2 separate regions of the Homo sapiens genome follow, and region 2 is linked to region 1. The links are chromatin loops, found by intact Hi-C in ENCODE. Cell type or tissue: Caco-2. All regions are shown on one strand. Links, peaks and the distances in the headings refer to the core of each region. The heading gives the core; the rest is flanking DNA. Region 1 has its middle 14 kb from the start of MIR1321. Region 2 overlaps DACH2 (dachshund family transcription factor 2).

Region 1 (16,494 bases), core at 5,469-13,468:
TTATAAGAAACAGTCTTTACCTACAAAATCCTATCCATAAAATAAGTGACTGCTACATCAGACATGCAAATATCAACATAAGAACACAAGAAACATGAAAAAACAAGGAACTATGACACCTCCAAAGAACATAATTCTCCCGCAATAGATTCCACTGAAAAAGAAATCCATAAAATGCCTGAAAAAATGCAAAATGATATTAGAGAAGCTCAGTGAGATGCAAAAGAACACAGATAAACAATACAAAGAAATCAGAAAAAAAAGATTTATAATCTAAATGAGAAATTCAACACAGATAACTATCATAAAAAAGAATCAAACAGAAGTCTTGGAGCTGAGGAATTCAATGGGTGAAATGAAATAAAACATATAACTGAGTTTCAACAATAGACTAGATCAAGCAAAAGAAGGAATTTTTAAACTTGAAGGCAGGTCTTTTGAAATAACCCAATCAGGCAAAAAAGAGGAAAAATAATTTTAAAAAAGAATAAAGAAAGCCTATGTGGCATATGGAACAACATAAAGCAACCAAATATTGAAATACTATGCAGCCATAAAAAATGATGAGTTCATGTCCTTTGTAGGGACATGGATGAAATTGGAAATCATCATTCTCAGTAAACTATCGCAACAACAAAAACCAAACACCGCATATTCTCACTCATAGGTGGGAATTGAACAATGAGAACACATGGACACAGGAAGGGGAACATCACACTCTGGGGACTGTTGTGGGGTGGGGGGAGGGGGGAGGGATAGCATTGGGAGATATACCTAATGCTAGATGACGAGTTAGTGGGTGCAGCGCACCAGCATGGCACATGTATACATATGTAACTAACCTGCACATTGTGCACATGTACCCTAAAACTTAAAGTATAATAATAATAATAATAATAATAAAGAAAAAAAAAAGAAATTGTGGGTGTTCCAGAAGAAGACATGGGCAAAGGCACAAAAATCTATTTAATGAAATAATAGCTGAAAACTTTGAAGTCTTGCAAGAGATACAGACATCTAGTCACAGGAAGCTCAAAGATCCCCAAAGAGATTCAACCTAGAATGGTCTTTTCCAAGGCATATTATAGCCAAACTGTCAAAAGTCAAAGACAGAGAGAATTCTAAAAACAGTAAGAGAAAAGTGTCAAGTCACATATGAGTGAATCTCCATCAGTGTAAGAATGGATTTCTCAACAGAAACCTTATAGGAAAGGAGAGGATGGGATGAGGTACTCAAAAGTGCTGAAAAGAAAAAAAAAAGAGGCCAGTCAAGGGTAATATAACAAGCAAAGTTCGTCTTCATAAATGGAGATATAAACTCTTTCCTCCACAGGCAAAAACTGAGGGAATTCATCAACACTAGACCAGCCATCCAAGAAATACTTAAGGGAGTCCTACATCTGGAAGCAAAAGGACAATACCTATTATCACAAAAACACACACAAAAGTATAAAGGAGATACACAAATGAGAAAGAGAAACAACTCAAATATTACCATTACAGAAAACCACAAAGCCATAATGATAAATGGATGGAAGGAAGGAAGAAACGAAGGAAGGAAGGAAGGAAGGAAGGAAGGAAGGAAGGAAGGAAGGAAGGAGGGAAGGAAGGAAGGACTCAGACACCACTTATGCTGATTACAGCCAAAGAAATCACACAGAGACTACACAAAAGCATGCACCCAGAATCAAAGCAAAAGTGCCTTACCCAACCAACACTATAGATACATCCATAAGAAACAGTATTTACCTACAAAATCCAATCCATAAAATAAAAGAGGTGACTGTTACATGAGACATGCAGATATCAACATAAGGACAGTTGATATCCTTTGATGAATTTCTCATTGAGATTATAAATCTTTTTTTTCTGATTTCTTTGCATTATTTGTGTTATTTTGCATATTATTGAGCTTCTGTAATATCATTATTTTACATTCTTTTCAGGAATTTTATGGATTTTTCATTGGAATCTATTGCTAGAAAATTATTAAGTTCTTTGGAGCTGTCACAGTTCCTTGCTTTTTCATGTTTCTTATAGGTTGTACAAAACAATCAGAAAATAATTAGCAAAATGACAGAAATAAGTCCTCACCTATCAATAATAACCATGAATGTAAACAAATTAAATTCCCCTAAAAGATATAGACATGTTAAAATGGATTTTTAAAAGTATGACCCAGTTATATGCTACCTACAAGAAACTAAGTTCCCTGTAAAGACATGCATACACTGAAAGTAAAGGGATGGAAAAAGATATTCCATGCAAACAGAAACAAAGGTAAGCAGGAATAGCTATACTTCTATCATATAAAAGAAACTTCAAGTCAAAAATAGTAAATAGAGATAAAGAAGGTCACTATATAATGATAAAGGGATCAATTCATGAAAAGAACATAAGAATTCTAAATATGTTTGCACCAAAACTCAGATAACCCAGATATATATAGCAAACATTTTTAGATATAAAGGGAGAGATTGATGCAAATACAATAATAGTTGGGGACTTCAACACCACACACTCAGGATTGGACAGGTCATCTATAGACAAAATTAACAAGGAAACAATTGTACTTTAGACTAAAATGGACCTAACAAATATTTAAGGAACATTTCATTCAATAACTGCAAGATACACGTTCTTCTCATTAACACATGGAACATTCTCCAAGATAGACCATACATTAGGACACAAAACAAGCCTCAACACATTTTTAAAAATTAAAATCATATCCTGGTCAGGTGCGGTGGCTTATGCCTATAATTCCAGCACTTTGGGAGACGGAGGTGTGATTGCTTGAGGATTGCTTGAAGCCAGGAGTTTGAGAAGAGCCTGGGCAACAAAGCAAGACCCTGTTGCTACACAAAAATTAATAAATAAATCAGTTGTGGCAGCATGCACCTGTAGTCCCAGCTACTTAGGAGGCTGAGGTAGGAAGATTGCTTGAGCCCAGCAGGTTGAGGCTGCAGTGAACCACACTCACACCACTGCTCTCCAGCCTGAGCAACAAAGCAAGACTCCCTTCTCTTTCTCTCTCCCTCAAAAAAAAATATTATGTATCTCCTCAGGCCACGATTACATAAAAGTAGAAATCAATAACAAGAGGAAACACTACAAATACATGGAAATTAAACAACATGTTCTTGAATAACCATTGTGTCAAGGAAGAAATAGAGAAGGAAATCAAAAATGTCTTGAAATAAATGAAAATGGAGGCTAGGTGCAGTGGCTCATGCCTGCAATCCCAGCACTTTGGGAGGCTGAGACAGGAATCTCACTTGAGGCCAGGAGTTTGAGACCATACTAGGCAACATAGTGAGACCTTGTCTCTACAAAAAATATAAAAAATAGACAGGTATGGTGACACATGCCTGTAGTCCTAGCACCTCTGGAGGAAGGAAGGAAGGAAGGAAGGTAGGAAGGAAGGAAGGAAGGAAAGAAGGGAGGGAGGGAGGGAGGGAAAGAAGAAACAATATACAAGCATATCAAAACCTATGGAATACAGCAAAAGCAATGCTAAGAAGGAAGTTTATAGCAATAAACACCATATCAAAAAAGTAGAAAGATTTCAAATAAACAACTTAGCAATGTGTGTCAAGGAACTAGAAAAGCAATAATAAATTAAACCTAAAACTAGCAGATGGAAAAACAAAACAAAGAACAGAGGAGAACTAGGCAAAATTCAGAAGAAAAAAAATACATATATATTTTACATATATACAAATGTATATGTATTACAAAAAATACATATATACTGTGTGTGTGTGTATATATATGTGTATGTATGTATGTGTGTGTATATATATACATATGTGTATATATATATATATATGTGTGTGTGTATATATATATATATATATATATATATGGGACCAACAAGACAAAAAGTTGGTTTTTTGAAAGATAAACAAAATTGCTAAACTGCTAGCTAGACTAACTAAAAAAAGGAGAGAGGACCCAAACAAATAAAATCAGAAATTAAAAATGAGACATTATAACTGATACCACAGAAATACAAAAGCTCATTAGAGACTATTATGAACAACTAACTATATGTTAATAAACTGGAAAACCTCGAGGAAATGAACAAATTCCTGGATACTTACAACCTACCAAGATTGAATGCAGAATAAATAGCAAACCTGAATAGAACAATAATGAATAATGAGATTGAATAAGTAATTAAAAGTCTCGCAATAAAGAAAAGCCCAGGACTGGCTTTACTGCTGAATTCTACCAAAATTACAAAGAAGAACTCACACCATTTATTCTTGAACTATTCCAAAAAACTTAAAAGGTGGGAATTCTTCCTAACTCATTCTACAAGACCAGAAATACCCTATACCAAAACCAGAAAATAATGTAACAAAAAAGAAATTATAGGCCAATATTCCCGATGAAGATGGACACAACATTCTCCACAAAATACTAACAAACTGAATCTAACAGCACATCAAATAGATAATACGCTATGATCAAGTGGGATTTATCCCCAGGATGCAAGGATGTTTCAAGATATGGAAACCAATAAATGTTGATGTAATAATCAACAGAATGAAGAACAAAACAATGTGATTATATACTCCGATGCACAAAAAGCATTTGACAAAATTCAGCATCCCTCCATGGTAAAAACTCACAACAAGCTACACACTGAAGGATCATACCTCAACAGCATAAAGGCCATTTATGACAAAACCACAGCTAACAACATACTGAATGGGGAAAACCTGAAAGCCTTTCCTCTAAAAACGGGAGCAAGACAAGGATACCCACTTTCACCAGTCCTATTCAACATACTACTAGAAGTCCTGGCCAGAGCAATCAGGAAATAGAAAGAAATGAAAGGTATCCAAATAGGAAAAAAAGGAAGTCACACTGTCCCTCTCTGTGGATGACATAATCGTATATATAGCAAAACCTGAAGGTTCCACAAAAAGCTCTTAGGATAGAGAAAGAAACTGAGTAAAATTTCAGATACAGAATAAACATACAAAAACCAACAGCATTTCTACACAACAATAAGAAACTAACTGAAAAAGCAATACCAAAGACAGGCAATAACAAATGCTCAATATCACCAGCAGAACCTGCAGAACAGCAAAGATTGCTATCTGTTCCTTCCTCTGGAAGCTTCGTCCCAGAAAGGCACCCACCAGATGCCAGCTGGAGCTCTCCTGTATATCTGTTGACCGCTGCCAGGAGGTGTCTCCCAGTCAGGAGGCACAGGGGTCAGGGACCCACTTGAGGAGGCAGTCTGTCCCTTAGCAGAGCTCCAGCGCTGTGCTGGGAGATTCACTGCTCTCTTCAGAGCCAGCGGGCAGGAATATTTAAGTCTGCTGAAGCTGTGCGCACAGTTGCCGCTTCCCCCAAGTGCTCTGTCCCAGGGAGATGGGAGTTTTATCTATAAGCCCCTGACTAGCCATACACAAAAAACTGAAACTGGACCCCTTCCTTACATCTTATACAAAAATTAACTCAAGATGGATTAAAGACTTAAATGTAAGACCTAAAACCATAAAAATCCTAAAAGAAAACCTAGGCAATACCATTCAGGACATAGGCATGAACAAATATTTCATGACTAAAACACCAAAAGCAATGGAAACAAAAGCCAAAATTGACAATGGGATCTAATTAAACTAAAGAGCTTCTGCACAGCAAAAGAAACTATCATCAGGGTGAATAGACAACCTAGAGAAAGGGAGAAAAATTTTGCAATCCATCCATCTGACAAAGGGCTTATATCTGGAATCTATAAGGAACTTAAACCAATTTACAAGAAAAAAACAACCCCATCAGAAAGTGGGCGAAGGATATGAACAGACACTTCTCAAAAGAAGACATTTATGTGGCCAACAAACATATGAAAAAAAGCTCATCATCACTGGTCATTAGAGAAATGCAAATCAAAACCACAATGAGATACCATCTCACACCAGTTAGAATGGCGGTCATTAAAAAGTCAGGAAACAATAGATGCTGGAGAGGATGTGGAGAAATAGGAACACTTTTATACTGTTGGTGGGAGTGTAAATTAGTTCAACCATTGTGGAAGACAGTGTGGCAATTCCTCAAGGATCTAGAACCAGAAATACCAATTGATCCAGCCATCCCATTACTGGGTATATACCCAAAGGAATATAAATCATTCTACTATAAAGACACATGCACATGTATGTTTATTGCAGCACTATTCACAATAGCAAAGACTTGCAACCAACTCAAATGCCCATCAATGATAGACTGGATAAAGAAAATATGGCACATATATACCATGGAATACTATGGAATACTATGGAATACTATGCAGCCATAAAAAAGGATGAGTTCATGTTCTTTGCAGGGACATGGATGAAGCTGGAAACCATCACTCTCAGCAAACTGACACAGGAACAGAAAACCCAACATCGCATGTTCTCACTCATAAGTGGCAGTTGAACAATGAGAACGCATGGACACAGGGAGGGGAACATCACACACTGGGGCCTGTCATGGGGAAGCTAAGGGAGGGATAGCATTAAGAAAAATACCTAATGTAGATGACGGGTTGATGGGTGCAGCAAACCACCATGACACATGTATACCTATGTAACAAACCTGCATGTTCTGCACATGTATCCCAGAACTTAAAGTATAATAAAACAAAACACACAAACAAACAAACAAATGATGGCAAGGAGGTGGAGTAAAGGAAACACTCGTATACTGTTGGTGGGAATGTAAATTAGTACAACCACGATGGAGAACAATTTGGAGGTTCCTCAAAACAATAAAAATAGAGCTACCATATGATCCAGCAATCCCATTGCTGGGTATATATCCAAAAACATGGTAATCAGTATATTGAAGAGATATCTGTACTCCCATGTTTATTTTAGCATTATTCACAATAGCCATGATATGGAATCAACCTAAGTGTCCATCAGCAGATAAATGGATAAAGAAAATGTGGTACACAATGGAATATTATTCAGCCATAAAAATAATGAAATCCTGTCATTTGCAGCAACATGGATGGAACTGAAGGTCATTATGTTAACTGAAATTAGCCAGGCACAGAAAGACAAATGTCATATGTTCTCACTTATTTATGAAATCTAAAAATGTAAACAATTGAACTCATGGACATAGAGAGTAGAAAGATGGTTACCAGAGGCTGGGAAGAGTAATGGGGGTGTGGGAAGGAGGTGGGGACAAAAAATAGAATGAATAAGACCTAGTATTTGATAGCACAACAGGGTGACTAGAGTCAATAATAATTTATTTTTATTTTTTAAAAAAATTTGGACATATGAGTTTAATTACCTGCTAGGTCATCAGATGGAAATATGTAGTAGTAAATGGATGGAAAAAAGGTTTATAAACTTAGGAGAGAGGCGGGCATTTTTAGACCACTTGAAATTTAGACATTCACCAGATTGGACAATTTTGGGCATTTAAAATAAATCATTTTGCCACAAAAAACACAAAGCAATGTATTAAAACTGGTTTAGAGAATTGCCCAAATGATTTTTTCAACATGATTTGAATTTTTTTCATATTACATTAAATGTCAAATTTTCTTCGGCAAATCTATCCAAATACTACATTTTCATTCTACAACTTAATTTATATTAATATAGTAGAGTGTCCTAAATTGATGTTCATCAGGATACCTTCCTCTAAGCCCTAATGGTTTCTATCTTCCATTTAAAATGTACAAGTATCTTTTAATTAAGTTGTCATTCTCAAAGATATTCTGGAGAAATGATTAGGAATTAAACACCTATAAATTCTTCTTCACTTCTGTTACAGTGTAGCAATTTATTATCTAATCCATAGTGGTCTATCAATTGAGTAGGTTTACTTTCTTGTTCTCTGCAGACATAGCTGACTACAACTCATAAAGCAACGGCTGGCTACAGCTTCTCTACTTCTTTATTAACAACTGTAACTGAGACGATCAACATTCTTTGATCTATATACATTTGGACAAGATTTCGCCTCCAAAAGAAAGTCTTCTTTCTCCTGAACCTGCTTCACCAATTTTGCTTTTTCTTCGTTTAATTCTTGTTTAGGAAGATTCTAATTCACAAACTCATTTTGGAGAGCACTGAATGACACAGAATCAAGTGACTGAGATTCACTCACATTGATATTCTTGAAGGTATTTTTCAAATATGTGATTTCTTCAAATTCACTTGTCTATGTGTTTAAAATTTTCTTGAAATTCCAAACAGTTTTCCTCTGTGGAATACGCTGGTTTCTCTGAAAAGTTCTGATTGTTTTCTTCATTCTCTACTTTAAGACGTTTTATCACATTGTAACAGGAATTAAATGAAGATCTTGTTTTCCTTAATCTTTCTTTAAGTGTTGCACTCATAGGTTGTTTTCATGAACTAGTTGTACGGGGAGATGATGGATTCACAAAGGCCTGTGGAGTACTAGGCAAAACCACAGCTGAGTCTGACTGACTTTCCATCTTGAAAATGAAATCTTGGTTTACCTCTCTGCTCTCCCCAGCATGAGCAGAAAGCACATGCAGTTGCAGCCATAAATCTATCCTGTGCCCAAGGTGGGGCCATGCGAGAGAGCTATAGTCAATAATAATTTAATTGTACATTTAAAAATAACTCAAGGAGTATAATTGGATTGTTTGTAACACAAAGGATAAATGCCTGAGGAGAAGGATACCCCATTCTCTATTATGCAATTATTATGCATTGCATGCCCGTATCAAAACACCTCATATTCCCCATAAATATATACACCTACTATGTACCTACCAAAATTTTGAAAAAAAGCAATCCCATTTGAAATAGCTACAAAAAGGTACCTGGGAATAAACTTAACTAAGGATTTGAAAGCCCTCTCCAAGGAAAACTAAAAAATTCTAATGACACAAAGTGAAGAGGATGCAAACTAATGAAAAGACATCCCAGGCTCACAGATCAGAAGAATTAACATCATTAAAGTAAGAAGACTGCCCAAAGCAGATTGAGTGCAATACTTATCAAAATGCAAATCTAACTGACGCCTGATGATCAGAGGTGACATTCTTTACAGAAATAGAAATAACAATCCTCAAATCCATATGGAAACACAAAAGACCCTCAATAGGCAAAGCAATCCTGAACAAAAGAACAAAGCTGGAGGCATCATACTACCTAACTTCAAAATATACTGTATCAAGCTATAGAAACCAAAACATCATGTCATTGATATAAAAAGACACATAGACTAATGGAAAAGAACAGGAAACCCAGAAATAAAACCACATATTTACAGCCAACTGATTTTTTGACAAAGGTGACAAGAATATACATAGGGAAAAGGATACCTTCCTCAATAAATGGTGCTGGTGTTTTACTGTCCCTTCTGTATGGAGCTTTGGACCTGAACCTTTTATGACACTTCCTAATCAGTATAAATGTAAATTTGCATAGTACACAAATGCATTCACAGACATACACATATAGACATGCATGAATAATAAGAGAGACCATTGATCAGCATGTTTCATGTTGGCCACTTGTGGACAGTGATTTCATCCAAAAAGAACATACGTTTTAAACATCTGAGTAGTTTAAGTTAGAAAAAAATGATGAAAGGAAAACAAGAAAACAGGATAAGTGTCCTCCAAAGAGCAGTAGCTGATGACCATACGTTGTAAACAGCCTGACTTCGACAGTGAGCGATAGGGGACATGTAATAAAGCCTGGTAGAACCCAAGAAATCCAGTGTGTCCACAGGCAGACAGGTGTATAGTATGGACCGATGTTTCTACAATTTAGGGTGAACCTTTCTGTCCCCAGTTAGTTGTGAAAATAGTTTTTAAAAACAGTTTTAGCCTTTTAAGAGTAATTTTCTAGTCCCTTCTGTGCTTTGAAATGTTAAGGATCAATTTTAGGGGCAAGTTCCCTGTTGGGAGATCCTTGTTTTCAGGATTTGAACATGTGAATGACTTGCACCACATACTGCCGGCAGATGGGGCACTTGCTCATGCGCTTGCTACACTTGGTGCAGGTGATCATGTGCCTGCACTCAAGCAGGTAGAGGAATTTTCAGAGGTTCTAATAAATGACATCTCCCAGAAGTGTGTATTTCGTTTAAACATTTTGTGTGCAAGTGTCAGAAATCCAGTGGTGTTTTCTGAACATCAAAGCAGGAGATTTGATTATAAGGATACAGGAGTGTATCACAAACCCTCAGGGCAGGAATGATACTGGACCTCCAGTATCATTAGAATTAGAAAGCTCTCAGAAACCAATTCTAGGTTCACCTGGCAGTTCTGTGTCTCTCATCTCTGTTTTTTCTTTCTTTACAAACAGATTTTCTCTGCTCTACTGTCCACCTAGTGGAAAATATGGCTGCCTATAGCTAAAGAGGTTTCATGGTACGTATCAGCCACCCAGCAAATTTAAAACTCATTATGGATCTCAATTTCAAAGTGGGTCAGGGGCCTGTCCCCACCCTAGGACGAGTCTACTGTGGCCAGAGGAGCAGGGTTATGCAGGTGATGCATGGCAATGAGTCAGGCATTGTCATGTGCTGAGGACACAAGGATGAATGACAGGGTCCCTGCACTCAAGTTGTTCACTGTCTAGAAGACAGAAACAAAATCAGAAAACTTAGAATCCAACGAAGTAAGTACTTTATGAACAGTACTGTGGGTTCCACAGAGGGAAAAGTAATTTTGCCAAAGTATTAGCAGTCGAAGTAACACTACATCTGGATTTTAAAGACAGAATATAAATTTGTTGTAAGAAAAGGGGTGTGGTAGTAGCAGAGAGAGGTTAGAGGTTAGGGCAGGGGTCCCCAACCACTGGGTCACAGACCTGTACCAGTCTGCGGCCTGTTAGAAACTGGGCAGCACAACAGGAGGTGAGTGGCAGGCAAGCAAGCATTAGTGCCTGAGCTCTGCCACCTGTCAGATCAGCAGCTGCATTAGATTCTTATAGGAGCACAAACCCTATTGTGAATTGGCATGCGTGGGATCTAGGTTGTGCGCTCCTTATGAGAATCTGATTCCTAACGATCAGAGGTGAAACAGTTTCATCCTGAAACCATCCCTGTACTGCTTCCCGTCTGTGGAAAAATTCTCTTCCACAAAACTGGTCCTTGGTGCCAAAATGGTTGAGGACCGCTGAGTTAGGGCATTTTAGAAAAATAAATGATATGTGCAATGGGCCAGAGTCTGAGGATAGTGGGAAGTTCATTGTGATTGAAGAATAGAGTGAGAGGTGAGAAGGGAGGTAGAATGACAGGAGATGAAGCAAGAGAGGAATATTTTGTATTTTGGGGAGGTGAACTCACATGTATACTGAAGAGGTCAGATTGTATTTTATAGGCAGCAGTTTTAAAGGACTGACATGATCAGGGCTCTTATGTGTTTTTAATTTTTAGGTGAAACTCTGCCACTGGTAGGACAGGCAGATGTAGTTCATTATGATGAGAAAGAACAGAATCTTACTATTTACTAGTTCATAAACATGTTTTGATGTGTACCAATTCAGAGGAGCAATCCAAGCCTTTCCAACTATGACCTTGGATGTCATTCTATCTCTCGGCACTTCAGTTTCCTCATCAATGTCCTCATCTATAAAATGGAGGATAATTACTTACAAGTTATTATGAGATTAACAGAAGAGAGCCTAGTACATAGTAGGCACTACAAGTGTTACCTGTAATTTTTTTCCTATCCTCTGAGCTATGCTCAGGGTCCCAAGCTCTATCTTGTCACAGCCACATATGGTGCAGGCTGGGGATACCTACTTAACGGCTTCATTCTTACATATCTGTGGTGTGTTCCTATGCTAAATGACCTCCTTCTCATAATGCGTAAGCAGAAGAAGGAACCAATGAGGTGATTTCTACCTCAATAGGTATTGGAGTAGACAGAAGAGCCTGGTGTCAGGATGACTCATTAGAATAGTCTGAAAGAGAATGATAACAGTGGGTCGTGGGAATAAAGAGGAGGTGGCTGTGATCAGGAAGATATTCTGAGATAAAAAATCAGTAAGATTGTGTGCCCAAATGCATGCGGAAATTGAGGAAAAGTGATGAATTGTAATTTACCATGTGTGTAAGCAAGATGAATAGATCTTTTGACTCTACTGGATCAACTACTTTGATTTTTAAAAATCCTAGATTTCAGTTGGCTTATTCACTTGTTCCATTGGTAGCACAAGTTAGACAAAAATAACTGGCATGATCTCCACTCAGCCCTTAAGAAGAGTAGGAAAAGAAAATTAGCCAGGTGTGATGGCGTGTGCCTGTTTTCTCAGCTACTCAGGAGGCTGAGGTGGGAGGATTGCTTGGGGCTAAGATGTCAAGGCTGCAGTGAGCTATGATTGCGCCATTGAACTCCAGCCTCAGGGACACAGTGAGACCCTGTCTCTAAGAAAAATAAAAATAAATTTAAAAACACAATAGATCTACTGCCCCATCACTGACAATTGTTGAAGGCAACAGCTACTAACAGTGAAACTATATTTATTTCTTCCAGCTTTACTAAGATATAACTGACAAACAAAATTGTACCCAAAGGATTATAAATCATTCTACCATAAAAACACAGGCACATGTATGTTTATTGTGGCACTGTTCACAATAGCAAACACTTGGAACCAACCCAAATGCCCATGAATAATAGACTGGATAAAGAAAATGTGGCATGTATACATCATAGAATACTATGCAGCCGTAAAAAAGGATGAGTTTATGTCCTTTGCAGGGACATGGATGAAGCTGGAAACCATCATTCTCAGCAAACTAACACAAGAACAGAAAACCAAACACCACATGTTCTCACTCATAAGTGGGAGTTGAACAATGAGAACACATGGACACAGGGAGGGGAACATCACACAGCGGGGCCTGTCGGGGGGTGGGGGGCTAGGGGAGGGGGAGCATTAGGAGAAATACCTAATGTAGATGACGGGTTGATGGGTGCAGCAAACCACCATGGCACGTGTATACCTATGTAACAAACCTGCACGTTCTGCACATGTATCCCAGAACTTAAAGTATATTAAAAAAATTAAAAAAAAAACACAATAGATCTACTGTGCCATTACTGACAATTGTTGAAGGCAACAGCTAGTAACAGTGAAACTATATTTATATCCTTCCAGTTTTACTGAGATATAACTGACAAATAAAATTACACATATTTATGGTTTAAGCATTTTGATACATGTATATATTTTGAAATGATCTAATGTACAGCGTGGTGACTATAGTTAATAATACTGTACTGTATATTTGAAATTTGCTAAGAAAGTAGAACTTAAGTGTTCTCACCACAAACATACAAACATAAAGGAAACTGAATAAATGAATATACTAATTATCTTGATTGTGGTAATCATTTCACAATGTATACATATATCATTTCACAATAAATTATATTTTTAATATAGGGCAAAGATTGAATTTTTTACTGGATAATTGGAGCATATATTATACAATATATATTTTCGGCTGTTTCTGAAAAAAATATTCAACAGATTCTCATAGAATAGTGTCACAAGTCCAAATGTGAGGCATCAAAAAGGTTTCATGTGTGGAAATTAGTAGCAGACTCCATGCTGCAACGTCTAAAGACTGCCTAGATAGAAACATTTTAGAGGTTAAAAAGCATTAACAATTTTATCATAGATTGGTGATAATAAAGTAGGCAATCTAAGTCGTAAGATTATAAATTCCCTCCACTCCATGGTACTCAATAATGCCATTTTCATTTTTAAATTTTTAACTAAGGGGAAGAGAGAGGGAGAGGGGCTGACTCTGTAAACATGTTTATTCTTCCTGACCTTGCCCTGTGCCAGTGTTGCTCAGCCACACTACCTCTTTCTCTTTCTTCCTCTGGCCTGGGAAGACATCAATCAAAGGTAATAAATTTAAACAGGTGATTTTTAGAGTCCCTGGTTTCAAAACATTATAAAACAAAGTATATAGGACTGAACTGAATCCTATAGGACCTCCTTTTCAGAAATAGTGGAGGGTAGTTATGTTGTAAAGGAAGAAACAATGTACAGGTAGGTTATTATTATTAACCTATATATTATTATTAACCTTTATCTGTCATTTAAAAAATTTACTATGAAAAATTTTAAACACAATAGAAAATACATAATAGAAACAACTCCCCATATATCATGTATTTAATCATTAATATTTTGTTCTACTTATTTCATCTATTTTTAAAATCTGAGATATCTTTTAAAAATTAAAATTTTCTCATTCAACACTATTAATATGAATTCCTTATATCAACTATCATCCAGTAAATGTTCAATTCCCTCTGATTGTCTCAAAACGGTCTGGATTTTGCTTTAAAAAAAAAAAAAGATGTCAGTCTGGGTGCTGTGGCTAATGCCTGTAATCCCAGCACTTTGGGAGGCTGAGGTGGGCGGATCATTTGAGGTCAGGAGTTCCAGACCAGCCTGACCAACATGATAAAACCCCGTTTCTACTAAAAATACAAAAAAATTAGCTGAAAAAAATTAGCTGGGCATGGTGGCCTGCGTCTGTAATCCCAGCTACTTGGGAGGCTGAGGCAGGAGAATCACTTGAACCCGGGAAGCGGAGGTTGCAATGAGCCCAGATCACATTACTGCACTCCAGCCTGGGCAACAGAGCAGGACTCCATCTTAAAAAAAAAAAAAAAAAAAAAAGATGTCATTTGTTCAAAACAAGGTCAGCATGTTGCAGTTGATATCTCTAAAATCTCCTTTAGTCTGTAATAATGCTTCCTCCATTTTTTTTCCTGTGCCAGTTAATTGTTGATAAAATTGGGTCATTTGTCCTGTAGAATTTTACACGTTGTATCTTCATGATGTCACTTAGCATGCTTTCCTGTCCCCCTCATGCCTGTAAGCTGGTAGTTAAAGCTAAAGGCTTGATTAGATTTAGGTTCATTTTATTTTTTTATTTTGGCAAGAATTCTTCCTAGGCAATGCTGTATACTTTCTATTTCAACACACAAGGAAACTTATAATGTCTGCCTTTCTACTTATAATAATTTTAAGATTGATCAGTAGGTTCGAGTGATGCCTTTCAACTACAGGTTTTAGCAGTCATTGATAATCATTGCCTAGGTATATTATTATACTATATTGAGTTTACAAAACAGTGATTTTTCTAATTCTATCATTCCTCATGCATTTATTAATTGTGATTCTTCTACAAGAACTTTCCTTTAACAACTATTTGGATATCCTGAAATACAGTCTTTACAGGACATATATGATAATTGCTTCCTTCTCTTTATTTATTAGTTTCTAGAACAAAGAGTGCCTTAGCAATCTTCATGGCTGGTCAATGAGGTTCGTTTGCTTTTTGGAGTATCATTATTCACTCTTGATGTTCAAATGGCCTTATCTGTGACCAATGGGAGTTCCTTCACATTGGTTCTTATGTTCTTTTGACATAACACCAGTAGCCTTTGCCAATTTTCTAGCTAGAAAATATATTAGAATGAAGTAACTGCATCTTGAGTGTATATTGATTTTTTTTTGGGGGGGGGTATAATTGAAATCCAAACACTGCACATATTTAATCTGTACAATTTGATGAGTTTGAGCATACGCATACACTGATCTGATTCAAACTAAAGAGCACAGGGTTTTTACTTATCTTTGTTTGTATATTATTTTCTTGTTCTAAATGTTAATAATCCCATCAACATTATCTATCACAATAAATATTAGCACTATCATCAAGTCCACTCAATAAAGTTTAAGATTTCTTTGTGTTCTCTACCCATCTCCATATCTTACAATATATACTTAAATACTATGCTTGTATTAGTCCACTTTTGCATTGCTATAAAGAAATGCCTGAGACTGGGCAATTTATAAAGAAAACGGGTTTTATTGTTTCACAGTTCTGCAGGCTGTACAGGAAGCATGATGCTGGAATCTACTTGGCTTCTGGGAAGGCCTCATGAAACTTACAATCATGGTGAAAGCAGAAGCAAAAGAGAACTTTTAAATGACCAGGTCTCGTGAGAATTCACTCTCTATCATGAGGTGAGTGCCAAGAGGACTGTACTAAACTATTCATGAGAAATATGCCCTTATGATCCAATCACTTCCCACCAGGCCCCATCTCCAACATTAGGAATTACAATTCAACATGAGATTCGGGTGGGGACATAGATCCAAACTATACCAATGCTTTAAAGTCACCTAATTCTACATACAGTTATGCCAACAACTCAATACATGGTTATTAATGGCTTCACATTTTACGGATTGCTTTTGGTTTCAAAGCCAAAACTATAAAACAAGGTACAAAGAGGTCTAGCTTCCATTCCTCCACCCTGCCTCCTCCCTTTCACAATAGATGACTATTTAAATATGTGTTTTGGAATGCCCCTACCTTTCTCACACAAAATGAAGATATACATGCACATTTGTGTATATTCTTCTGTCACTTAAAAGTGTATTCTGGTGATCACATAAGCAGTAGTTTCCTAATTCCATCTTACAACTGCATAGTACT
Region 2 (16,494 bases), core at 4,570-12,569, 320 kb after region 1:
AAGGGTGGAGAAAACCTGATGAGAAAATGTTTCTTATGTAAATAGAGAATAGACCAGGAACTAACTGATAGGTGGGAAGTAGGCAGTATAGAGTGTACTGATAGAGGCATATCCATAGAGTTCTTGAATGAATTATCCCTTTTAATTGTCTTCATTTTAGTGGTAAGATTAATCAGATTAATAATGAACAGGAACAAAGGACATACAAATATTAGCTGTGAATAAAAAGAAAAAAAACTGAAGGCAAAATGTAGAAATGTTATTCCATTTGAGGTGGCATTAAAAACCTTAATAAAACATTTGTATACGTGTTGTATTAAAGTAATATTCATTTAGTATTCTTGTAAATGTTACTTTAATTAAAAAATTATAAAGTGTCCATTTACATATCCTTGGTAAATGTTCTTACTATTCCTGTTCTGTTTGATTGATTCTAGCTTGCCATAACACATTTTTGAAACGTGTTGAGAATAAATTATTTATATTTTTGTATATACACTTTTTTAGGTAAAAGTTTATTTTTAAGTTATTTTTTAAAATTTTTGTGGTTACATAGTAGATGTATGTATTTATGGGGTACATGAGATATTTTTATATAGGCATGCAATGTGAAATAACCACATCATGGAGAGTGGGGTATCCCTCCACTCAAGCATTTATTCTTTGAGTTATAAACAATTTAATTACACTCTAAGTTATTTTAAAAAGTACAGTTAAGTTCTTATTGACTCTAGTCACCCTATTGTACTATCAAATAGTAGGTCTTATTCATTCCCTCTATTTTTTTTGTACCCATTAACCATCCCCACCTTCCCTCCAGCCCTTCACTATTCTTCCAAACCTCTGGTAACCATCCTTCTACTTTCTGTGTTTATTAGTTCAATTGTTTTGATTTTAAGATCCCACAAATAAGTGAGAACATGTGATGTGTGTCTTCCTGTGCCTGGATTATTTCACTTCGCATAATGATCTCCAGTTCCATGCATGTTGTTGCAAATGACTGGGTCTCACTCTTTTTTATGGCTAATAGTACTCCGTTGTGTGTATGTACCACATTTTCTTTTTTTTAATGTTTATTTTAGGTTCAGGAATACCTGTGAAGGTTTGTAACCTAGGTAAACTCATGTGACTGGGATTTGTTATACAGATTATTTCGTCACCCAGGAATTAAGCCCAGTACCCAATAATAATCTTTTCTGCTTCTCTTTCTCCTCCCACCTCCCCACTCAAGTATATCCCAATGTCTGTTGTTTACTTTTTTGTGTTCATAAGTTCTCATCATTTAGCTCCTACTTATAAGTGAGAATATGTGGTATTTGGTTTTCTGTTCTTGCATTGGTTTGCTGAGGATAATAGCCTCCAGCCTCCCACAAAAGACACAATCTCATCGTTTTTTATGGCTGCATAATATTCCGTGGTGTATATGTATCACTTTTTTTTAATCCATTTCTGTCATCGATGGGCATGTATGTTGATTCTATGTCTTTGCTATTGTGAATAGCGCTGCAATGAACAGACACGTGCATGTGTCTTTATAATAAAACAGATTATATTCCGTTGGTTATATACCCAGTACTGGGATTGCTGGGTCAAATGGTAGTTCTGCTTTTCGCTCTTTGAGGAATCACCAAACTGTTTTACACAATGGTTGAACTAATTTACACTCTGCCCAACAGTGTATAAGTGTTCCCTTTTCTCCGCAACCTCACCAGCATGTTATTTATTTATTTATTTTTTGCTTTCTAGTAATAGCCATTCTGACTGGTGTGAGATGGTATCTCATTGTGGTTTTGATTTGGTTTCTCTAATGATCAGTGATATTGAGCTTTTTTCATATGCTTGTTGGCCACATGTCTGTCTTCTTTTGAAAAGTGTCTGTTCAGGTCCTTTGCTCAGTTTTTAATGGAGTGGTTTGTTTTTTTCTTGTAAATTTGCTTAAGTTCCTTATAGATATTTGATATTACCTTTATCAAATGCATAGTTTGTGAATATTTTCTCCCATTCTGTAGGTTGTCTGTTTATGCTGTTGATAGTTTCTTTTGCTGTGCAGAAGCTCTTAAATTTAATTAGATTCCACTTGTCAATTTTTGCTTTTGTTGCGATTGCCTTTGGTGTCTTTGTCATGAAATCTTTGCCCGTTCCTATGTCCAGGATGGTATTGACTAGGTTGTCTTCCAGGATTTTAATAGTTTTGGGTTTTCCATTTAAGTCTTTAATCCATCCTGAGTTGAGTTTAGTATATGGTGTAAGGAGGGGGTCCAGCTTCAGTCTTCTGCATATGTCTAGCCAGTTATCCCAGCACCATTTATTGAATAGGGAGTCTTTTGCTCATTGCTTGTCCTTGTTAGGTTTGTCAAAGATCAGGTGGTTGTAGGTGTGAGGCCTTATTTTTGGGTTCTGTATTCTGTTCCATTGGTCTGTGTGTCTGTTCTTGTACCAGTACCATGCTGTTTTGGTTACTGTAGTCCTGTAGTATAGTATGAAGTTGGGTAATGTGATGCCTCCGGCTTTGTTCTTTTTACTTAGGAATGCCTTGGCTATTTGGGCTCCTTTTTGGTTCTATATAAATTTTAAAATAGTTTTTTTTTCTAGTTTTGTGAAGAACGTCATTGGTAGTTTGATAGGAATAGCATTGAATCTGTAAATTGCTTTGGGCATTGTGGCCATTTTAATGATATTGATTATTTTGACCCATAAGCATGGGATGTTTTTCCATTTGTATCTTTTCTGATTTTTTTTGAGCAGTGTTTTCTAATTCTCATTGTAGAGACCTTTCACCTCCCTGGTTCACTGTATTCGTAGGTATTTTATTCTTTTTGGGGCAATTGTGTACCACATTTTCTTTATCCATTCATCCATTGATGGAACTTACGTTGCTTCCAAATCTTAGCTATCGTAAACAGTGCTGTAATGAACAAGGGAGTGCAGGTATCTCTTCGATATACTGATTTCCTTTCTTTTGTGTATATACTCTGCAGTGGTATTGCGGGATCATACGGTAGCTCAAATTTTAGATTTTTGAGGACCCTCCAAATTGTTCTCCATAGTTATTGTACTAATTTACATTTCCGCCAACAATGTACGAAGGTCCCCTTTTCTCTACATCCTCACCAGTATTTATTATTGCCTGTCCTTTGGATATAAGCGATTTAAATTGGGGTGAGAGGGTATCTCATTGTAATTTCGATTTGCATTTCTCTGATGACAAATGATGTTGGGCACCTTTTCATATGCCTGTTTGCCATTGGTATGTCTTCCTTTGAGAAATGTCTTCTCAAATCTTTTTCTTATTTTTTTGATTGGATTATTAGATTTTTTTCATATATAGTTGTTTGAGCTCCTTATATATTCTGATTATTAATACCTTGTCACATGGGTAGTTTGCAAATATTTTCTTCTATTTTGTGGGTTGTCTCTTCACTTTGTTAAATGTATCCTTTGCTGTGCAGAAGCTTTTTAACTGGATGCAATCCCATTTGTCTATTTTTGCTTTGGTTGCCTATACTTGTGGGGTATTGCTCAAGAAATCTTTGCCCAGACCAATATCCTGGAGATCTTTCCCAAAGTTTTCTTGTAGCAGTTTCACAGTTCAAAGTCTTAGGTTTAAGTCTTTAATCCATTTTGATTTGATTTTTGCATATGGTGAGACATAGGAATCTAGTTTCATTCCTCTGTATATACATTTCCACCTTTCCCAGCACTCTTTATTGAAGAGATCGTCTTTTCCCCAGGGTATATTTTTGGCACCTTTGTTGAAAATGAGTTTACTGTAGGTTTGTGGATTTGTTTCTGGGTTCTCTATTCTGTTCCATTGGTGTATATGTCTGTTTTTATGCCAGTAACATGCTGTTTTGGTTCCTTATAGCTCTATAGTATAATTTGAAGTAAGGTAATAAAACTCTTCTAGTTTTGCTTTTTTGGTTAGAATAGATTTGGTTATTCTGGGTCTTTTGTGGTTCCATATAAGTTTTAGAATTTTTTCTTTTTCAGATTGTTCACTGTTGGCATATAGAAATGCTACTGATATTTGTACGTTGATTTTGTATTCTGTAACTTTACTTAATTTGTTTATCAGTTCTAACAACTTTCTTGTGGAGTCTTTATGTTTTTCCAAATATAAGATCATATCATCTGCAAACAAGGATAATTTGACTTCTCCCTTTTTAATTTGGCTGCCCTTTATATTTTTCTCTTGTCTGATTGCTCTAGCTAGGCCTTCCAGTACTATGTTGAATAACAGTGATGACAGTGGGCATCATTGTCGTGTTCCAGATCTTAAAAGAAAAGCTTTCAGTTTTTCCCCATTTAGTATGATACTAGCTGTGGGTCTGTCATATATGGCTTTTATTTTGTTGAGATATATTCCTTCTATCCCCAGTTTTTTGAGGCTTTTTACCATGAAGGGATGTTGGACTCACCAAATACTCTTCTAGCATTATTTGAAATGATTACATAGTTTTTATTCTTTATTCTGTTGACATGATGTGTCAAAACGATTGATTTGTATATGCTGAACCAGCCTTGCATCCCAGCGATAAATCCCATTTGGTCATGTTGATCTTTCTAATGTATTCCTGAATTTGTTTTGATAGTATTTTGCTGAGGATTTTTGCATCAAATTCATAGGAGATATTGGATTGTAGTTTTCATTTTTTGATGTGTTTTTGTCTGGTTTTGGTATCAGGTTAATACTGGCCTCATAAATTCAGTTTGGAAGTATTCCCTCCTCTTCTATTTTTCGGAATAGTTTGAGTAGTATTGGGTTTCGTTCTTTTTAAAATGTTTGGTAGAATTTATCAGTGAAGGCTTCACGTCCCAAGCTTTTCTTCACTGGGGGAATTTTTATTACTGCTTCAATATCATTACTTGTTATTGAACTGTTCAGGTTTTGGATTTCTTTCTGTTTCAATCTTGGTATGTATGTATCTAGGAATTTGTTCATTTCTTTTAGATTTTCCAATTTATTGCCATATAGTTGCTCATAGTAGCCATGAATGATCCTTTGAATTTCTGCAGTATCCATTGTAATGTCTCCTTTTTTCATTGCTAATTGTATTTATTGGGATTTTCTCTCTTTTTTTCTTAATTAGTCTGGCTAAAGGTTTGTCAGTTTTGTTTAACAAATCAATTTTTTTGTTTTATAGATCTTTTGTTTTCTAAAATTTCAATTTTATTTCTTTCCCAATTTTCATTATTTATTTTCCTCTACTAATTTTGAGTTTGATTTGCTCTTGCTTTTTAAATTCTTTTAGGTGTAATGTTAGATAGTTTATTTGAAGTTTTTCTTCTTTTTTGATGTACGCACTTACAGCTATAAACTTGCCTCTTATTATTGCTTTTGCTGAATCCCATAGTTTTGGTATTTTGTGGTTCTATTATTTGTTTCAGTACAATTTTAGTTTGCTTCTTAATTTCTTTATTGACCCACTGGTCGTTCAGGAGTATATTGCTTAATTTCCATGTATTTGTATAGTTTCCAAAATTCTTCTTGATATTAATTTCTAGTTTTATTCCATTGTAGTCAGAGAAGATGTTTGATATTATTTCAAGTTTTTTGAATGTTTTAAGACATGTTTTGTGATTTAACATATGGTCTGTCCTTGAGAATGATCCATGTGCTGAGGAAAATAATGTGTATCCCGCAGCTCTTGGATGAAATATTCTACAATTGTCTATTAGATCCATTTGGTCTAAAGTGCAGATTAAGTCTGATGTTTCATTTTGGATTTTCTGTCTGGAAGATCTGTGCAATGTTGAAAGTAAGGTGTTGAAATCTTATTATTCAATTTGGGTTTATCTCTCTGTTTAGCTCTAATCATATTTTCTTTATATGGCTGGATGCTCCATTATTGGGTGCACAGTTATTTACAATTGTTTTATCCTCTTGCTGAATTGACCCCTTTATCATTATATAGTGACCTTCCTTGTCTCTTTTTATAGATTTTGTCTTGAGATTTATTTTGTCTGATATAAATATAGTGACTCCCTTGCTTCTTTGGTTTCCATTGACATGGAATATTTTTTCCTATCCCTTTAGCTTCAGTCTTTGTGTGTATTTATAGGTGAAGTGTGTTTCTTGTGGGCAACGGATCAATGGGTCTTGTTTTTTCATCCATTCAAACACTCTATGTGTTTTGATCAGAGAGTTTAGTCTATTTACATTCAGTGTTCTTGATAAGGACTTCTGCCATTTTGTTATTTGTTTTCTTGTCTTTTTTTTCCTTCCTTTCTTCGTCTAGTAAGGTGACTTTCTCGGTGATATAATTCAGTTTTTTGCTTTTTATTTTTTGTGTCTCTTTTGCATGTCTTTTGGTTTGAGTTTACCATGAGCTTTGCAAATACTATCTTATAACCCATTATTTTAAGCTGAAAAAACTACACTTTGCATTAAAAAAAGACAACTAATAAAAACCCTATGCCGTAACTTTGTCCCCTTGCTTTTTAACCTTTTGTTTTTTCTATTTATATTTTATTGTACTGACTATGTCTTGAAATGTTGTGTTATTGTTTTTCATTGGTTCGTTGTTTAGTCTTTTCACTTAGGATAATAGTAGTTTACACACCACATTTACAGTGTTACAATATTCTGTGTTTTTTTGTGTGCTTATTATTACCAGTGCATTTTGTACCTTCCAAACCCTTACTTATTGTTCTTTAATGTCCTTTTCTTTCTGATTGAAGTATTCCCTTTAGCATTGCTTATAAGATAGGTCTGATGTTGATAAAATCCCTCAGCTTTTGTTTGTCTGGGAAAGTCTTTAATTCTCCTTTGTGTTTGAAGGATATTTTTACTGGATATACTATTCTATGGTAAAAGCATTTTTCCTTCAGCCCTTTAAATATGTTCTGCCACTTTCTCCCGGCCTGTAAGGTTTCCACTGAATAGTCTGTTGCCTGACATATTGCAGCTCCATTTTATGTCATTTTTTCCTCTTACTGCTTTTAGGATCCTTTCTTTTTCCTTTGGGAGTTTGATTATTAAATGCATTGAGATAGTCTTCTTTGTGTTACATTGGCTTGGTGTTCTATAACATTCTTGTACTTGTATATTGATATCTTTCTCTAGGTTTGAGACATTCTCCATTATCTTTTTGAATAAACTTTCTACACTTATCTCTACCCCTGTCTTCTCTTTAAGGCCAGTAGCTCTTAGACTTGCCCTTTTAATGCTGTTTTCTAGATCCAGTAGGTATGCTTCATTGTTTCGTATTCTCTTTTTTTGTCTCCTCTGTGTATTTTCAAATAGCCTGTCTTCAAGCTCACTGTCTTTCTTCTGCTTGATCGATTGCATTTTCAACTCAAAAATTTGTGCTTGATTATTTTCAATTGTTTTAATTTCTTTGTTAAATGTATCTGATAGAATTCTGAATTCCTTCTTTGCATTATCTTGAATTTCTTTGGGTTTCCTCAACACGGCTATTTTGAATTCTCTATGTTAATGGTCACATACCTGTTTCTCCACAATTGGTCCATGGTGCCTTATTTAGTTCATTTGGTGAAGTCATGTTTTCCTGGATGATGTTGATGCTAATAGATGTTCTTTGATGTGTGGGTGTTGAAGAGTTAGGTATTTGTTGTAGTCTTCACTGGGCTTATTTGTCCATCCCAAGAAGGATGGCTTTCCAGGCACTTGAAAAGACTTGGGTGTTGTGATCTAAGCTGTGTCTGCTTCAAGGGCACCCCAAGTCTAGTACTGCTGTGGTTCTTGCAGACTCGTAGAGGTACTGCCTTGATGGTCTTCGACAAGATCTGGGAGAATTTTCTGGATTACCAGGCACAGACTCTTGTTCTTTTCTCTTACTTTTTCCCAAACAAAAAGCATCTCTCTCTCTCTGTCTGTTCTGAGCCACCTAAAGCTGGGGGTGGAGTGACACAAGCACCCCTGTTGCCACTACCGCTATGACTGCACTGGGTCAGATCTGAAGTCATCACAGCACTGGTTCTTACCCAATTTCGGCTGTAACAACTCCCTGGCTACTGTCTCTGTTCGCTTAAGGCCCTAGGGTTCTACATTCAACGGGTGACAAAGCCAGCATGACTTGTGTTCTTCCCTTCAGGACGGCAAGGTCCTCTTGGCCTAGTGTGGGCCCAGAGGTGCTGTCAGGGATTCAGGTACTACAGTCAAAACCCTTAGAAGTCTACCTGGTGTTCTATTGTATTGTGGCTGAGCTGGCCCTCAAATCACAAGACTTAGTCTTTCCCATTCTTTTTGCCCCTTTGCCAATGCAAAGGAGGCTCACTCCATAGCTGCTGCCACCCTAGGCCACAAGGAGGACTGCCAGACTACTGTTGATGTTCTCTTAAGTCCCAAGGACTCTTTAGTCAGCTTGTCGTTGTTAACCCAAAATATCTGAGACAGGTCTCAGTCAATTTAGAAAGTTTATTTTGCCAAGGCTAAGCATGCGCCTGTGACACAGCTTCAGGAGGTCCTGATGACATGTGCCCAAGGTGATAAGGGCAGAGCTTGGTTTTCTACATTTTAGGGAGACGTGAGACCTCAATCAATATATTTAAGAGGTACATTGGTTCAGTCCAGAAAGGCAGGACAACTTGAAGTAGGGAGGGGACTTCCAGATCATAGCTAGGTAAGAGACAAAGGGTTGCATTCTTTTGAATTTCTGATCAGCCTGTTCAAAGGAGGCAATCAGATATGCATCTATCTAAGTGAGCAGAGAGATGACTTTGAATAGAATGGGAGGCTGGTTGGCCCTATGCAGCTCCCAGCTTGACTTTTCCTTTTAGTTTAATGATTTTGGGGCCCCAAGATTTATTTTCTTTTCACATGGTGAATGGTTCCCTATCCTGCTGTAGCTGAGCTGGTATTCTAAATGCAAGACAAAGTCCTTTCCACTCTTCCCTCTCCTCTCCTCAAGTGGAAGGAAAGGGGTGTCTCTCAGAACCAGGAGCCATGCAGCCTGGGGTTATGGGAGGGGTGATGCCAGCACTCCTTTGGCTGTCCCAGTTGGTCTCTCAGTGTGTCATGCCCATGCCTTCCCCCGCAACCACCCCCAGTCCATGTCTCTGGGCCTAGTTCAGCAGTAGGACTTGCCTAAGTGTTGCAGTCTTTATGGCCTAGATTGCCTTTCAAGGTTACTTAGAGACTGAGAGCACTTTGGCCCTCAGTGGTGAGGTTTGCTGATGGCTCAAGTTTGGACAGCTGGGATTGGGGATTCCCCTCTTACTAGGGCTGGTTTAAATGCGCCCTCTATGGGCAGCTGTAAGACGAGTTTGGTCTGGGATTTGTCTGCTCTAACATGACAGCACTGAGTTCAGTGCCTCACAATTGCTGTGTTCTCCCTCTCCCAGCACCCAGAGATGCTCTCTGACCCACATGCTGCTGTTGCTGCTGGGGGATTGGGGAAGGGTAGCATTAGCAATTCAGGACTTTTTTCTATCTCTTCGGTGTCTCTTTCAGTGATATGAAGTTAAAATTAGATACTATGAGTGCTCACTTGATGTTTGGTTCTTATGAAGGTTTTTTTTCTGTGTAGATAGTTGTTAACTTGCATAGCTTTCTATTCGGCTACCTTGCTTTGCCTTGAGAATGAGGTTTTTTTAAAAGGATTAAAATTTGCCTTTGGGTACACGTGTGAAGTTCTTATTGTATTCAGTACTAACTAAGTTCGCATTTCAGGGAGTAATTTGAACAACTGCATTCGAGGTTATTTAATGAACATTACAATTTGAATTCAAGAACACCAGCATGCCATTTTTGTTACTTTTGTAATTAAGTAAAGTTTAAGTATTTACTACAACCCTTTTGTCTAAAACTATATCTGAAAGTTTAAATTACTATCAAGGTTTATAGTTTATATAGTGCTTTCACATATACTGGCTCATTAAATCTGATCCTTAGAAGTGTCTGTTTTTATAATTTTGTGGTGAAATTTCTAAATTTTTATAAATAAATGGCTGATTACAACAAGGCATGTTTGGAGATCACTTAATCTCATTTAGACTTTTTTTTACTCAATGTTAAATCAGCATCATCCATTGTGATAATGAAGCCGATAATGCTTCTAGGAAGTAATAGTATCTCATGGTCTGCAGCAGTTCTCAGGCTGCAAGGTGTATTCACACACTATCTGAGGTTATTCTCACAACAATCCTATGAGGCAGGTCACCCCATCTGAAATGTAAGTGAGAAAATGGAAATGTAGGCAAGTAAAATGAATTACCTGAGGCCTCACAGTCTATTACAGGCAGAGCCAATTCTTGAATCTAAGTCTTCTGTTGTGCCTCCTCTGGTACATTATCCTCTCTATGCTGTCTCTTGAATGATGGGCTTGAGCAAACAAATTTAATTAGGTGGTGGATTGTTCTATATAGTAAGGGAATTATGGAAAATCTAGTGGTGGGAATTAGGGATAAACAAAGTAGAAGAAGAGAGAAGCACTACACAGGAATTTCACTGTAATTTCTTTAAGGTGCATGTCCTGATAGGAAATACTGCCTTTTAATGATAGTGTCTTCAGAAATACACTAACAAAGATCCCTTGAATGGAGACTCAATTCCACATGCATTTACAGAAAGGTTTTGGGAATCAACAAAAACTTAATAGTTTGAAAGAAAAAGTAAAAGGACTTATAATTCAAGAAAGTGTTTAGAGACAACAGCATAATATTGAAGCATAAAATTTAAGTATAAAACTGGGATCCAGTTACTAGGAAAATATGAATTGTCCCTTGTGTCCAAAATACTATGCTAGGATCTGTGGATGCTTTCAGAAAGATTTTAATCTTATTGTAGAGAAAACATATACACATATAAAAAAGATTATCATTCATTCATTTACTCATCAAATAGTTATCGGGTGTACTCTGTGTCAGGCACTCTTCTAGGTGCTTGGGATACATCTATTAAAAAGAAACAGGCAAAGACCTCTTCCGTTGAAAAAGAGATTATATTCTAGTGTATGGTATTGTGGATGTGGGAAGACAATAAACAATATGCATACCAAAGTAGGAAATTATATTACATGTTAGAAGTGGTAAGTGCTATGGAAAAATAGAGCAAGTAGAGCAAAGTAAGGGTATGGGAGGATTGGAGTCAGTTACAGTTTTAAATAGGATGGGCATTGTAGGCTTCATTAAGTATGTGAGATTTGTTCACAGTCTTGAAAGGGAGAGGAGTTAGGCAAGTAGAATCTGGGGAAAGTGTCTCAAACTGAGAGAACAGTTGGACCAGAAGCCAGGAGCATACCTGGAAGGTTTGAGGAATGTTAAGAAGCCTTCAAGAGTGAATGAGGGGAGAGTGTTCATAATGGAGTAGGAAAGAGATCATAATGGTAATATTGGGGAGTTGGCCACATGGATCCTTTTAGGCCATTTTGAAGACTTTGGTTTTTTCCTGAATGAAATGGATTATTGCAGTGTTTTAAGCAGGAGTATAAGAGGATCTGACTTAGATTTTGAAAGGATTGCTCTGGCTAGGTTGAGAATAGGCTCATATAAGGCAAAGGTAGAAGCAGGATGCTATTGCAGTGAACAATGAGAGAGATGGCAATGGCTTAGACCATAGTGGTAGAGTAGAGGTGATAACAATTGGTCAGAGTCTGGATAGGTTTTGAAGGTAGAACCAACAGCACTTCATGATGAATTAGATGCTGGGTGTGAGAGAAAGAAAAGAGTCACGAACAACTCCAGGAATTTGGCATATACAACTGGGAGGCTGAAGTTTCCTTCATTTAGTTGGGGGGGAAGGTGGAGGTAGAGTAGGTCAGGTGGCAGAGTTCAAGAGTACAGTTGTTTTTTTTTTTTTTTTTTTTTGAGACAGGGTCTTGCTCTGTCATCCAGGCTGGAGTGCAGTGGCATGATCATCGCTAACTGTAGCCTTGAATTCCCGAGCTCAAGCGATCATACTGCCTCAGCCTCCTGAGTAGCTGGGACTACAGGCAAACATCACCATGGCCAGGTAATTTAAATAATTTATTTTTTAGAGACCTGAGTCTCACTATGTTGCCCAGGCTGTTCTTGAACTTCTGGCCTCAAGCGATCCTCCTGCCTTCACCTCCCAAAGTGGTGGGATCACAGGTGTTAGCCACCATGCCCAGCCTATTTTTAAAAATCTCCCTATGTAGATTGTAATATTCTTGATCTCAGATACTATGGTTGATGATCTTTGTATTCTCCATAGGACAGAGCCTTTTGCCCATAGTTGATGGTCAGCAAACATTTGTAGAATAAATATTGAACTAAGAAACTTCTGTGATGAGGTGTGAAGATAAATGTAGTCTTTATGGGATCAGTATGCAAACTATTAGACATAAATTATAAGCATGTTTGAAAAGCTTTCTTCAATTCTTTTCTTTTTCTTTTTAGAGACAGGTTCTTGCTGTGTTGCCCAGGCTGGAGTGCAGTGGCATGATCCATCATAGTTCCTTGCAGCCTTGAACTCCTGGGCTCAAGTTATACTCCTGCCTCAGCCCCCTGAGCAGCTAGGACTACAGGTACATGCCACCATCCCCAGTTAATTATTTTTAATTTTTTTGTGTAGAGAAAGAGGTCTTGCTATTTTGCCCAAGCTGATCTTGAACTCCTGGGCTCAAGTGATTCTCCCACCTCAGCCTCCAAAAGCACTGGGATTACAGGTGTAAACCACCATGCCCAGTGTCTTTTACCTCTTTAAGTAGAGATGTAGAGTAGGCATTAGATATACAAGTTCAGTGCTTGGGATAGATGTCTGGACAGGAGATATATGCTTAGGAGAGGAATGACTGTAAATAGAAAAGAGTAGAGTTTCAAGGACTGAGTCCTGGGTCACACTGGCCTAAAGAGATCAGAGAGAAGAGGAGGAATCAGCAAAGAGCCTGACAAAGAACATCCAGTGAGATAAGAGGAAAAGTAAGAGAGAATTATGTTCTGAAAGCTAATCAAAAACAACATATCCACAATGAGGGAATAATCAGCTGTGTCAAATGCTGTTAATAAGTCACATGAGAATTGGCAATTGGATGTGGCAATGAAAGTCAATGGTAATCTCTATGAGAAAAGTTTTGATAGAGAAGTGGGAATGAAAAGTTTGAGTGGCATGTGTTTAAGAAAGAATAAGAGGAGAGGAAGTGGAGTATCAACAACTCTTTCCAGGGATTTGCTGCAAAGATAGCAAATAACTTAGGGTTGGCAGGAAGTAGTGTGAAAACAGTGGATGTGAGGGGAGGGGGTCATGAGGTTATTTTTTTATCATGGTGGAAGACATAACAGCATATGCTATTAGGAATAATCAAGTAAAAATGAAATTAATGTTGTGTGACAGAAGAGTATTGCTGAAGTGATATTCCTGAATAGGAAAGAGTGGATGGGATCCGATGTACAAGTAGAAGTATCTTCCTTTAGACAGAAGCAAGATTAGTGCATCTACATTAACAGGTGGGAAGGCAGAGTATATAGATGGAGATTCTAGTTGATACAGTATTGGGTCGCTGTGGAAGTCCTCTTCTAATTGTTTCAATTTTCTCAATGAAGTGGGCAACAAGGTCATCATTTCAAAGTGAGGATTGGAAAGGAGGTATTGCTGTGAAATAGCTATCTGGGTAAGTATTAGAGTAAATTATTAAAAAAACTTTAGTATGATTGCCAGGCAACATTAAGTGCCCATTAAGGTCGTGGTCATAAATTCAAAATGGTCAATGTGATTGTGTGTTTTAATTTCACCACGTAAAGCTGTGTCAGTACTGGTGCAAAGTAGGCAAATAATAGTATTTAATTAGAATTGTGGTTTTGCTAAGCAGTATGAGTATAACAAAGCAAGAGGGGCAGAAGAATTGAGGGTTTATGCAAAAGGTGATGTAGTGAATGAGAATACATTTTAAATCATTTAGGTAGAAAGAAGATATCAAGGAGGTGAGAGGCAGTGATGGTATTTTCAATGAACTGGAATTCCAAGAAGGGGCCAAAGGATTGTTGGAGTACTAGAAGGAATGAATAAAAGAGATATTGGTGGTCAGAGAGTAGGATGCACCAAATTAAGAATATGGAAGAGTTGCAGTTATTGGTAATTAAAAAGGTTAGGATATGGGCTTGAGTGACTGAAGCGCAGAGGACAAGACCCTTGGAGGAGAGGAGGTCAAGAAACTGAAAGGCTAGAGTGTTGGTAATATCCTCCACGTGTGCATTGTTTATTGAAGTTGCTAAGGATTAAGAGAGGGTCAATGTATCTAAAATTTTGTACTATATATAATAATACTATCAGATTTTACGTTGTTAAACAATGATTCTTAATTTCTAAAATTTAAAAATTAAAGTTGTTGGAATTAAGAACTCTGAGAACTTGACTGAAGGTATTGTTTTCAAACTAATCCACATTCACCATGATATGAAGGTTTGAATATTTATGCTAATAATCTCTGATTTGTCATGGGCATGCTGTGCTTCAGTGAAGCTGTCTGAAGAATATTGTGAAAATAACATTTTCCAAATAATTGAATATATTTGCTTTACATCATTTAGTGTTAACATTATTTTCCAATGGAAGACTGTAATTTATTATAAACTGATTTCATACTGGCAATGTTATTGGTGTGTTTGTTGATCTTATTAGTACGTCATATATTCAGGAAGAGTAAATTAAGTTCTCACTCTTGTTTTAGCACATTACTATTTTAAAGTTTTTGGTTTTAATTTTCGTGGCTACATATTAGGTGTGTAATGGGGTACATGAGGCATTTTGATACAGGCGTACAATGGATAATAATCACATCAGAGTAAATGGGGTATCCATCACCTCAAGCATATGTCCTTTCTTTGTGTTACAAATAATCCGATTATACTTTCTTAGTTAATCTGAAATGTACAATAAATTATTGTTGACTGTAGTCACCCTGTGGCAGCACATAACTATCTTATAAAGAGTACTACAAATCTGTTAGATACAGTGAAGAACTTAGAAATAGTCATGATCCTTTACTCATAGATGCTTCATAATGCATTCAAAGTGGCAGAAACCAAATCAGTATATATTTTTGACACCTGCTGTTTTCTGAGTCATTCATTATTAACCTCACATGGAAGCTACTTAAACAGCTCTTGCTGTAGTCACCACTTCTCACAGCTAGTCTTTGACTACTCTTGGGATTTCTGTGACCTTAGAGGTTTGGTGATGAAGAAATAGTTAAGCTTTAAATCAGGTTCTCATGTGAAATCATTGCAGAGCAAAGTTGAGAAGTTGGCTATCTCAATCTTGACTCCTTGCTGATTACCTAGGAAACAAATTTTCTCTGGTGGGGCTTGTCCAGTCATTCACCTGGCATCTTAATAGAGTATTTGGAAAGGAGGTTTTGGTCAGCATTTGCAGACTCCCATTAGATCCTATCACTGATTCTGAGTGAATTTTAATTTCTGCAGCTGGAGAATAGTGAGGGAAGCCATATGTAGTAACATCTGCTATTAAGACTCTTGTTTAGGGAGAAAGAAGGCAGTTTTATTGTTAAAATTTTAGTTTTGTGGGATTGATTTAAGAAATCTTGTTTCCCTTCTTTATCTAGCATTGAAAAGCGATATATGTATGCACTAAACACGGGGTTATCTCAATCAGGATAGGTTGTCCTAAGTGTTGTAGAAAGACTGTTTGAGGCACTATGACCCTGACCTCTACTATACAAAAGCAAAGTAAAACAAACAAACAAACAAAAAAACAAAGTACTCATCCTTCCTGATATTTGAAATCCGATGACATTAGAACTTCAAATGAATATTTTATCAAGGAAGAATCATTGGCAGGTTTGTTAAAACTGAATGGAAGTGCACTGATGTAATTGCCTGAGGAAACTGTTATCAGAAAATGTGAGGTTGTGATTCCTTTCTAGGAGTAATTGCCCTACTCAAGCTTTTGCTCAGAACAACCATCTTTAAAGATCTAGCTGAAGTCTTATCTTCTCTATCAAGACTTCTCTCATGGTGCGTGGTTGATCCCTTGCTTCTGTGAACTTTTATCTGCAGACAGCCTATCTCTTTTTTTGTATAAATTGTTAGGATTTAAAGTGTTTATGTTTTCTCTCTCCGAAAACTAGCTTGTAAATTCTTCAACTTCAGGAACAGTTTGATATGTCATTTTATCATTCACAGTGCCAAACATAGTACATGGATGTAAGTACTGAAAATGCTTTCAGTTTGTTGGTTTGACAGTGTAACTATGATTTATTATAATTAAATGTATTTATTCTGGGAAGTGTTCATATTTTAAGAAAATCTATTGCTATACTTTAAGGGTATGTCAGAATAACATACCCCTAAATAGAAGCCTAGAAAATTACTGTTTTGTCTCAGGCACAGTTGTTCTGATATTAATGCTTTCTACTTTCTAGATGTATGACCATCTAAGCCTCAGTTTTTTCATCTAAAAATGGGAATAATATTAGCTACATAAATCATGAGGTTTTTAAGATTAATAAGCCTCATGTACATAAAGTGCTTGACACAATAAGATCATAGAACATTAGCTCTTATTTCTGAAATTGGTGCTCACACCAAGAAATGTGAACACACACATATATGTAC

The links. A loop is a pair of places that touch in the nucleus more often than their neighbours do. Peaks named below come from ENCODE experiments on the same cell type or tissue, not always from the same donor. Only the 100,000 strongest peaks of a DNase experiment are listed, where the experiment ranks them.
Region 2: a loop joins it to region 1, with 15 times the contacts of the local background. A loop is called at or near these places in 8 of 110 quality-filtered maps.

The regions. Positions count from the first base shown.
Region 1 is chrX:85,841,649-85,858,142 of GRCh38, forward strand. It overlaps the pseudogene SFR1P2. Among named protein-coding and RNA genes, the nearest start is that of MIR1321, 14 kb to the left of the region's middle. In Caco-2, for the core only: a CTCF peak has its summit at 9,937 (motif pointing right); a DNase peak (open chromatin) is centred at 9,993.
Region 2 is chrX:86,162,372-86,178,865 of GRCh38, forward strand. All of the region lies in intron 1 of DACH2 (dachshund family transcription factor 2), which reads left to right. Among named protein-coding and RNA genes, the nearest start is that of DACH2, 22 kb to the left of the region's middle. In Caco-2, for the core only: a CTCF peak has its summit at 9,160; no DNase peak of the experiment used is centred there.